Regions from separate parts of the Homo sapiens genome. Here region 2 is linked to region 1. A link is an interaction called in ENCODE POLR2A ChIA-PET data of the cell type or tissue named here. Cell type or tissue: A673. All regions are shown on one strand. Each heading gives the region's core, and the rest is flanking DNA. Links, peaks and the distances in the headings are about the cores only. Region 1 overlaps LOC105369915 (a long non-coding RNA gene). Region 2 has its middle 78 kb from the start of TMCC3.

Region 1 (5,377 bases), core at 109-5,108:
AGTTCAAGGACCCACTGGGGTCACTGGGAACAGTCCCCGCTGTGAGTAAGCCCCGCTATCAGCTATTACCATAAAATTCCATACACCTACCAGAGAATCACAGATGGCATTTGGGGCCTGCAGGATTAGCATTAGTTAAAAGATAGTCATCCTGAAAGGTCTATGAGTTCCTTTTCCCAGGGTCCAATTGCCCTGGTAAATTGTCCCAAGTGCCTTCCTGAAAGGATAGGAGGAAGACTTCAGTACACACTGTGCTGTCATTGCTGGGTTGTTCCTCAAGAGCATCTTGTCTCCCTGCTATTCAAAGGGCTCTGGGTTTGGAAAGTGACTCAGGCCTGGCATTGGGTGAAGGACTGGACTCGCCATCATCACGACTAGTCAGTCCTCTGTTCCCCAGACTTATATTTTGTTGTTATACATATTAGGTCAGACTTTAGCGTCCATGTATTTCAGCCCCAAAGGCCCTAGGATCTATTAAGCACCCTCAAATATCCCTTAGAGTCAAATCCTTTTGATAATCTCATCTAAGTCTTCTGCTTTTTTTCAGGAATCAGGACGTGCTTGCCCCTGAAGGTTAAAGCTGATGTTTGCCCCCCAAGGAAACCTCTTTCCATCAAAGCATCTCTCACCATCATCCCTGGCCTACAGAGGGCATCCGCTTTTCAAGAATGCCAACTCCTCTCTCACCAATGTGTGTTTTTTCTGAAGGTGGGTGAGTAGATCAGTGATTATAAATCCACTCTAACTGAAGGTTTGGCTCTGTGTCCCCATTCAAATCTCATCTCAAATTGTAATCCCCACATATGGAAGAAGGGACCTGGTGGGAGGTGATTGGATCATGCAGGCAGTTTCCCTCATGCTGTTCTCATCATAGTGAGTGAGTTCTCAGGAGATCTGATGGTTTAAAAGTGGCAGTTTTGCCGGGCGCGGTGGCTCACCTGTAATCCCAGTACTTTGGGAGGCTGAGGCGTGTGGATCACGAGGTCAAGAGATCGAGACTATCCTGGCCAACATGGTGAAACCCCATCTCTACTAAAATACAAACAATTAGCTGGGCATGGTGGCCGGTGCCTGTAATCCCAGCTACTTGTGAGGCTGAGGCAGGAGAATCACTTGAACCCGGGAGGCAGAGGTTGCAGTGAGCCGAGATCGTGCCATTGCACTCCAGCCTGTGACAAAGCGAGACTCTGTCCCCCCCAAAAAAGAAAAAAAAGCAAAGTGGCAGTTTCCCCTGAGCTCTCTCTCTCTTGCTACCTTGTGAAGAAAGTGCCTGTTTCCCCTTTGCTTTCCACCATGATTATACGTTTCCTGAGACCTCTTCAGCCATGTGGAACTGTGAGTCAATTAAATCTCTTTTGTTTATAAATTACCCGGTTTCCGGTAGTATCTTTATAGTAGCGTGAAAATGGACTAATACACCAACATTTGTATCTCTCTAAGGCTTTGGGTTCCTTTTTCCACAGCGCATCAAGGATTGTGTGGCATCTGACTTCTCCTGCACAGGCCACCATTGAGTCTCACTTTTAGACAGCCAAGCAGGAAGTGTAAACCTCTTCATAATCTTGCTATTCTTTTGGTACGTAAGTCTTCTCTTCCCAGGTTTGGTTTTGATTTCAGGACATTCTAGAATCTGACTCTAGTTGTGGATCTGGAGACCATGAGCAGAGTCCTCGTGGCCCATGGGCCACATCCCGTTGCAAGGTGACCATTCAGTGAGCTCGATACAGGGTCTCTGCATAAAACAGGACCAGCCTCATCAGAAAGGGAGGAAGGGCTGCTCTCATTTTATTGGCCTACGAGGCTCTGTGAGTCCTGGGGTTTCAGATTCTTGGCGTTATCTAACACCTCCAAAATATTTCCACTCCAATACTCAGGGGAAAAACCACCTTTTCCCAATCAATGCCCAGAAAGTCATAGCGGGACTGTGAATTCAGTCAATTTTGAGATTCATCAATCTTCAGGCTCTGCCTCTGCCTCTGATTTTCAGCTTCATTAGCCTTGAACCTGCATGACATAAAAGAGTACTTGAAGGAAGTCACAGAAATTTTCTCATTCACTGACCATGCTTCGAAGTGAGAATTTAAATCCCTGAAAATGCCATTTCTTTTCTTTAAACTTCATCGTGCAGTTAGATGTAACTGCTCACCTCGTGGCCTTTATAATCCCCGCGCTGCAGCCCCCAGGGCCTTGCTTTCAATAGGCACTTCATTCTGTGTCACTACAGGTGATAATTTTGGTGTTCTGCCACTGGATGACGTGGACATCTATGAACACAACTCATGATTTAATCAAAATGCGATTTTATATTTGTTTCTCACCAACTCTTTAAACTTTATTCAGGGGCCTTCCTCTAGCCCTGGAAGAAACTTCTGATGGCTTCTCTGGTTTTTCTTCCCTGCTCACCCTCACTTCTACCCACTAGCTGTCATTTTCTTTCTCTTCCAGGGTTGAAGGTAGGGTAGAGATGAGAGGAAAAAGGGGTAAGTGAGTCACTACTTGATCTGGTAGCTTCGTGCTCTCTGGGGCTGCAGATGATTAAAGCTGGTAACCCCCAGGGGGCCTGGACGATAGCTCAAGCTGATTCTTTCTCTTCTGGCCCTTGAATAGGAATGCTGGAGAGGCTCCCTGCAGGCCCGCTCTCCTGCAGTTCCCTTGACTCAAGTGGATGTATCTCTATTCCAGCTTGTCTCTTTCAAATCCTTCCTCAGCCTCTGAGTATCCAGCTGAACGTGCTCAGCTGCTTTCTGCTGAGGTCCTTCTCAGAGGACCTGGTAGACAGGACTCAAGCCTTGTCTTGTGTTACCCCCATATGGTCTTGGGAAGTCTCCTTCATCCTTTGCCTCAGGAAACTCCAGGAGTGCCCGCTGATCCCAATATAGAAGCCCTGCTTGTTCTTCCATCTCCAAAGCACGTAGCCAGCTTTGTAACGGAGGAAAACATTCTGAATTTTCTTGGTGGAGTTGGACTTCAGTTCGTGGTGCACTCTAAGTTTCTTGCTCTTTAGTCAGGCCGCCCCAGTCTTCTGTGTCTTCCAACTGCAAGGCACACGTTTAAAAGCTCTCCCAGTGGACAACTAAAAACCTTCTCACTAGGCTTATGGTTGGGAGACAGAGCCTCTGCCTCTCATCCTAAGGGGAGAGGGCTCACAGCAGAGCAAAACCCTCTTCAAAACAATCTCCTCAACCATCTTCTACTAAATCTTCCCACTGACCCCTTTTGTATCTTTGATTTCATCGAGAACCCTAGGAGATGTGGAAAAGGGTCTCCTTCACTCCTGTTCTAAATCCTGCATGGCAGGGGTGAGGTAGGTGGCGGGGGAGGGGGTGTGGTGGTTGGTCTCAATCTAATTTTGGCATCCTGAGATTTAATCTGTTGATGCTTCAATCTACTCTGAGGCAGCGGCTGGTCACAGTGGCTCTTACCTGTAATCCCAGCACTTTGGGAGGCTGAGGCGGGCACATCACCTGAGGTCAGGAGTTTGAGACCACCCTGTCCAACATGGTGAAACCCATCTCTACTAAAAAGACAAAAATTAGCCGGGCATGGTGGCACACTCCTGTAATCCCAGCTACTCAGGAGGCTGAGGCATGAGAATTGCTTGAACCCAGGAGGGGGGGGTTGCAGTGAGCCCAGATCGCACCACTGTACTTCAGCCTGGGTGTCAGAGCAAGACTCACTCTTAAAAAAATAAAAATAAAAAACAAATGGAGGCAGGAATAGTGTCATGCTAACTTCTCTAACAATGGTTTTAGTGACTTCCTGGCCACCAGATGTCATGTTTTTCCTGTATCCTATCCTTACTACTTCCAAATCCAACCAAGTCACCTAGTCAATTCCAGATTCCCAATACCTTGGAATCTCTTTCAGGAAAACAAGCCAGTCTAGCTAGTTTCAGCAGAACTTTATTACATGGTATTACTTAGAATTTCTAGGAGAGCCGAGAAACAAAGCCTGGATATTACACAGCCAGAAGTGAAGCAGCCAGGAGGAATGTCCAAGCATCCCACACATGTCCCAAATATCCTAAGACTCTTCTAGCAGAAATCCTGCTGTTGCTGCCAGATGATGCTTAACATCTATAAAACCAGAACTGACCACCAGGACCCTCATTACAGTTCGTGCAGAAAACCAGGCAGCATTGTGTCCAGACTTACTAGAATATTGTGTGTCTGCAGCCTGTCACCTATATTTCAAGTGTTGCTTAGGTTTGGATTTGTTGGAAGATAGTCAAATGTCTATATCCTAGCAGCAAAGGGTCTTGAAAGAAATGTGTTGTGTTTGTTTGTTTCTTTTCTTTCTTTTTTTTTTTTTTTGGAGACAGAGTCTCACTCTATCTCCCAGGCTGAAGTGCAGTGGCACGATCTCGGCTCACTGCCACCTCCGCCTCCCAGGTTCAAGCGATTCTCCTGCCTCAGTCTCCTGAGTAGCTGGGACTACAGGCGCATGTCACCATGCTGAGCTAATTTTTGTATTTTTAGTAGAGACGGGGTTTTTGCCATGTTGACCAGGCTGGTCTCGAACTCCTGACCTCAAGTGATCCACCTGCCTCGGCCTCTTAAAGTGCTAGGATTACAGGCGTGAGCCACCGCACCCGGCATGTTTGTTTTTTTTCTTCCTATGGAAAAGAGAATTCACAACATAGAAGAACTACCAAAAAAAGATTTGAGGCAGACACAAATGACAAATGTCCATTATGAAACTTTTATGAAAAGAAAAGTTTATGGTCCCAATCAATAAACTGTTTTGACTATATAAAACAAGGAAATAACAAAAAACTCTCTTATATATCTTTTGAATTTTGTACCATTGTTGTTATATATATATATATTATTTTTTTATTTTTTTATTTTTATTTTTATTTTTTTTTTTTGAGACAGAATCTTGCTCTGTCGCCCAGGCTGGAGTGCACTGGCACAATCTTGGCTCACTGCAAGCTCCGCCTCCTGGGTTCACGCCATTCTCCTGCCTCAGCTGGAATTACAGGCACATGCCACCACGCCCAGCTAATTTTTTGTATTTTTAGTAGAGACAGGGTTTCACCGTGTTAGCCAGGATGGTCTCGATCTCCTGACCTCGTGATCCACCCACCTCGGCCTCCCAAAGTGCTGGGCTTACAGGCATGAGCCACCGCGCCCAGCCCCATTACTGTAATATTTATTCAAAATATAAATTAAGAAAAAAAATTAAGTCTCCTTTTTCAAGGCTCTTCCTTAGTGCCATTTTTCTTATCCTCATTCCTCTTATGCTGTTGGGGCTTTCTAATGTCTTGCATTATCTTTATTCTTTAACCTTAGAAATGGTTTTGATTGACCTTTTGGTAGTCTTTGGTCTCCTTTAGCCCTTGTGTTGTTATAAAGATAAATGAGGTAATGCATTT
Region 2 (5,377 bases), core at 58-5,057, 190 kb after region 1:
AACACAAAAATTAGCCAGCATGGTGGCGCGCATCTGTAGTTCCAGCTACTTAGGAGACTGAGGTGGGAGGATGACTTGAGCTTGGGAGGTCAAGGCTGCACTGAGCCAAAACCGTGCCACTGCATTCCAGCTTGAGTGACAGAGTGAGACCTTGTCTCAAAAAACAAAACAAAAACAAAAACAAAATCTGTTTATAAATTTTATACTGAAAAAAACCCAATCATCTGCAGGCCAGTGCATGCTCCATCTAGGGTGGGCTCCACAGGTAGTCAGATGTGCCTGTGGTAGGTCTGAACAATGACAAACCTAGAAGCTGGAAAAATAAGCCTCTTGGGTGTTCATAAGCCATTTTAGAGTGTCTTTAAAATAGTCTCTCTAGGTATACTTACCCACTGTAGTAAGATACTATAAGTGTGCGTGTTTGTCTCCTGCGAATCTCATGTTGAAATTTGATACCCAGTGTTGGAGGAGGGACCTAATGGGAGGCATTTGGGTCATGGGGGTGGATCCTTTGTGAATAGATTAATGCTCTTCCTGGGGATGGGTGGGAGTGCTTACATTATTGGTTCTCCTGAAAGCTGATTGTTAAAAAGAGTCTGGCCCTTCCCTGCTTTCTCTTGCATCCTCTTTCATCGCGTGATCTTTCCACACACTGGCCTCCCTTTACCTTCCACCATGGGTAGAAGCAGCATGAAGCCCTCACCAGAAGCAGGTGCTGGTGCCATGTTTCTCATACAGCCTGCAGAATCATGAGGCAAATAAACTTCTTTTCCTTATAAATTACCCAGCCTGGCGTATTCCTTTATGGCAGCATGATATGGTTTGGCTGTGTCCCCACCCAAATCTCATCTTGAATTTTAGCTCCCATAATCCCCACATGTCATGGGAGGGACGTGGTTGGAGGTAAGTGAATCATGGGGGGAAGTTTTTCTCATGCTGTTCTCATGCTAGTGAGTAAGTCTCCACGAGATCTGATGGTTTTATAAAGGGCATTTCTGGCCGGGCGCAGTGGCTCAAGCTTGTAATCCCAGCACTTTGGGAGGCCGAGGTGGGTAGATCATGAGGTCAGGAGTTCGAAACCAGCCTGGCCAACACAATGAAACCTCGTCTCTACTAAAAATACAAAAATTAGCTGGGCGTGGTGGTGAGTGCCTGTAATCCTAGCTACTTGGGAGGCTGAGGCAGGAGAATTGCTTGAACCCGGGAGGTGGAGGTTGCAGTGAGCCAAGATTGTGCCACTGCACTCCAGCCTGGGCGACAGAGCTAGACTGCATCTCAAAAAATAATAATAATAATAAATAATAAAAAATAAAAATAAAGGGCATTGCCCCTGCACACACCCTCTTGCCTGCTGCCGTGTAAGATGTGACTTTGCTCCTCCTTTACTTTCTGCTGTGATTGTGAGGCCTCCCCAGCCATGTGGAACTGTGAGTCCATTTTTTTTCTTTTGTAAATTACCCCATCTCAGGTATGCCTTTACGAGCAGCGTGAGAACAGACTAATACACAACACAAAATGGAATAAGACATAAGTTTCTTAACTTGGAATTCCTGGCCATGCACTAGAAGTCCAAGAGCACCATTAATTTGTAGGGATGTGTACACACGTGTATTTTTCTGCAGAAAGAGATCCTTTCTTGAGACCCTCACACACACACACACACACACACACACACACACACACAAAACTGAGACACATGAACATCTAGCTCAGCTAGCTCATAACTTGACACCTTTGAAATGATATTTTAAAATAGTTTTTCAGCATATCCTGAAGAGGGATGACATGGGGAGGAGGAGATGGCACTCAGCTTTTCACTATTGTCCTAAGAAATTCAACTCTGACCCACATGTGTTTGCCATTTAGCATCACGAAAGTCCTGAAGATACACAGATCTGTCATATGCATCTCTTCTATAGTTTGAAGTGATTCTTAATCAGAGGAGAAATCATTCTGTGGAAAAACAGAAGTAATTCTATTAAAGAAGGCCGAGGTGGTTGGGCAAAGCTTTAAAAGGGCTTTTAGAGTTGGATTTATTGACCAAAAGCTGTATCCTTCAGATGTCTCCAGATTGCATTATTCGTAAAAGCATATTATGAATGCTATCAGTGGTACCAGCAGAGGAAGAGCATTGTACTTTGTCAGTCAAGAGGGAACCTACTTTGCATTCTAGGATAAAACATAAATCGTTCACAAGGTGGGGCCCTCCACACCTCCACTATGGCGGACCTGACACGGTGCAATATAGTGGTGCTTCCTGTTCCCACCCCTCACCCCGTGGGACCTCTGCTTCCTTTCTTGGATACCTCATTTGCCTTTGGACCTTAGAGTCTATCTTGGCTTGAATTGAGCACTTAATACCATGTTAATCTGGGGATGTGAGTATCTCCGCTTGCCCTTCGCAGGAGAGATGTTGGCATGCTCCCTACCATTTCCGCAGCCTCCAGTTGTGTCCTGTTCCTTTTTACAGCATCACTACTCCTGTTACAATAATGACAGATCTTAGTGATGATGGCCCTCATACAAAAATGACACAGGACTGTAACAATTAAGGATTAGTTGAAACTTAGCTTTAATTTTAAAACATCTTAGTGTGTCCAAGAATCGGTTTTCCTCTTTTTGCTTAGGAATCTCCAGTGCACAGAAGGTCATGTTTTTGGTAGCCACACCATGCTGACAAGTCACACGGAGTTTTGAGTTAACTATAATTAATCCTTCTAAGTCTTCTTTATATAGTAATTGTTATTCATATTTTTCTCAGCACCATCGCCTCACTGCATTTCCACCTCTCCAATATTTTGTAGGCTTTATCGTCTTTTTTTTTTTTTTAAAACGTCTCACTCTGTTGCCCTGGCTGGAGTGCAGTGGCATGATCATAGCTCACTGCAACCTCGAATTCCTGGGCTCAAGCAATCCTCCCACCTCAGCCTCCCATATAGCTAGGACTGCAGACACAAGCCATCACACTTGGCTGTTATTATTATTATTTTTTTGTAGGGATAAGGTCTCACCATGTTGCCCAGGCTGGTCTCAAACTCCTGGTCTCAAGTAATACTTCAAAGTCAGTTTTATTACATTTCATCTTGTTTAGTCTTATCCTGTGAGCTGATCTAGGGTCAAAATGTCGATGTATTTAAAAAGTACTTACATAAATATATGGATTATAAAACCAAAATGGGTTATAATTTTATTTATTTATTTATTTATTTTTTAAGACGGAGTCTCTCTCTGTCGCCCAGGCTGGAGTGCAGTGGCGCCATCTCGGCTCACTACAACCTCTGCCTCCCAGGTTCCAGCAATTCTCCTGCCTCAGCCTCCTGAGTAGCTGGGATTACAGGTGCCGGCCACCATGCCTGGCTAATTTTTGTATTTTTTGTAGAGACAGAGTTTCACCATGTTGGCCAGGCTGGTCTCAAACTCCTGACCTCAGGTGATCTGCCCTTCTCCGCCTCCCAAAGTGCTGAGATTATAGGCATGAGCCACTGCACCCAGCCAGAGATCACTAACATTTTGAAATTAGATAGTTCATTCTTTCAACAACTGTTAAGTTGGTAAGTGTGTCAGTCACTGTGCTGGGTGGAGCATGAGTAAGACAGATGGGGACTTTTCCCTCAGAGTTTGCTTATGGTCTGGGAGAATAGACGAGATGATCTCGAAGGACAGTAAGTGAGGAAAGGACATTTGGGCTCTCGTGAATGAACCACTATGTGGACTTCTGGAGGGAGAACACTTCAGATGGAGAGAACAACAAGGGTAAAGACCCTAAGGTAAGGGCGAGCTGAAACATCAAAGGAACAGACAGAAGAAGGCTGGTGTAGCAGTGAGGAGAGAGCAGTAGAGGACAAGCTGAGAGAGATGTGCAAGGCTGGGCACATAGGTCCGGGTGGTCACAGGAAGGAACTGGTTTTTTTGTGTGTTGTGTTTTAGTTTTGTGGTAGGCTGAATGAGGCCCCGCTAAATGTCTGTGTCTCATTCCAGAGCCAGTGCTGTGTGACTATATTAGCTTACATAGTAAAAGGGACGCTGCAGCTGTGAGTAAGTGGAGGATCTTGATGTGGGGAGATCATCTGGGTGGACCCAATATGATGACAAAGGTTCTTATAAGAGCGGGGCAGGAGGATCAGAGTCAGAGAAAGTGAGGAAGAGGCCATGAGCCAAGGAGTGCAGGCAGCCTGTAGCAGGTGAGAATTTGGATTATCCTCCGAAGCCTCCAGAAGGAAAACAGCCCTGCCAACACTCTGATTTTCGACTTCTGAGCTGCGGAACTGTCAAGAGAATAAATGTACGTTGGTCTAAGCTGCTGAATTGAGATCATTTGTTACAGCAATAGGAAAGTAAACAGGTGTCTAATTCTAAAATGCAGTGGAGACACATTTGGAGGGGAGCAATGGGATGGTATTTAGTTTTTAGCAGAGTAGGTTGTTGAGAGGCAGGAGGGGCAGAGGGAGGCCAGTCAGGAAGCGGAGGCAGTCACCACAGGGGACACATGACAGAGGCCTGGATTAAGGGGTTGGCAGCGGAATGAAGAGGGATGAACAGATTTTGGACACAGAGCCGATAGGAATTGCTGATGGCTTGGTCGTGGGGATACAGAAAATGGGAAATCAGGGGTGATGCTGAATTTGGGCCTATGCAACTGAGTGCCATTTATTGAAATGGAGGAAGAGGGAAAAGGAATAAATTTAGAGGGAAAATTATGCATTCCGTTTGGGCCCTGTTGAAACTTGACATGCCTATTAGATATCGACGTCCATGAATAAGCAGATGCATGTATCAGTGGAGGTCTCGTAAGAGAGATCACCCACATGCCCCTCACTTGGACAGTGTTTGTCCTCACACAGGATTTCTCCAGTGCCACCATCATTGACGAACCACCTGGCTGACTAAACTTGATCCACTGTGGCATCTCATTCTTTTGTTCTTTTGTCTCGGGCTCGTTTTTCATTGCTTACTCAGTGTGGGCTGAATGAGCAATTAACAGAGTCTAAAATGAGGCTTAGGATGTTTGATAACTAAAGACTGATGAAGGAAACAATGTAGATTAATTTGTGTCCCAAATGTGTACCGTTATTTAGTGCTTTTTGAGAAAGCTAAATGGAGTCTGTGAATTTTAATTGATGTTTAACTTTTAATTGTGTTCATGTGGGGTGGCCAGTTGGAACTACGCCTAATAAGACTGATGAGTATACACACATTTGCATATGGCAGGCCTTCCAAGGGCCAACCACGGAGAGAGAGGCTTAAAGTAAGAGGAGGAAAACTGCAGGGAACGGATAAATAAGTTAAAACACATTTATTTTCAGAAAACATGAAAACTTATCACTTTTCTATTCATCTTAAATAATATAGGTTTACTATATTATTCCTCTCATTGGTG

What was found. Peaks named below come from ENCODE experiments on the same cell type or tissue, not always from the same donor. Only the 100,000 strongest peaks of a DNase experiment are listed, where the experiment ranks them.
Region 2: POLR2A ChIA-PET joins it to region 1 with 5 read pairs; 1 of 35 experiments calls an interaction of 5 or more read pairs at or near these places.

What each region holds. Positions count from the first base shown.
Region 1 is chr12:94,919,977-94,925,353 of GRCh38, reverse strand. LOC105369915 (a long non-coding RNA gene) reads left to right here. Exons shown (of 4, transcript XR_945226.2): 2 at 548-708. Among named protein-coding and RNA genes, the nearest start is that of NDUFA12, 81 kb to the left of the region's middle. RefSeq lists an enhancer at 2,280-2,820. In A673, for the core only: no CTCF peak of the experiment used is centred there; DNase peaks (open chromatin) are centred at 1,393 and 2,563.
Region 2 is chr12:94,726,187-94,731,563 of GRCh38, reverse strand. No RefSeq gene overlaps it. Among named protein-coding and RNA genes, the nearest start is that of TMCC3, 78 kb to the right of the region's middle. In A673, for the core only: no CTCF peak of the experiment used is centred there; a DNase peak (open chromatin) is centred at 513.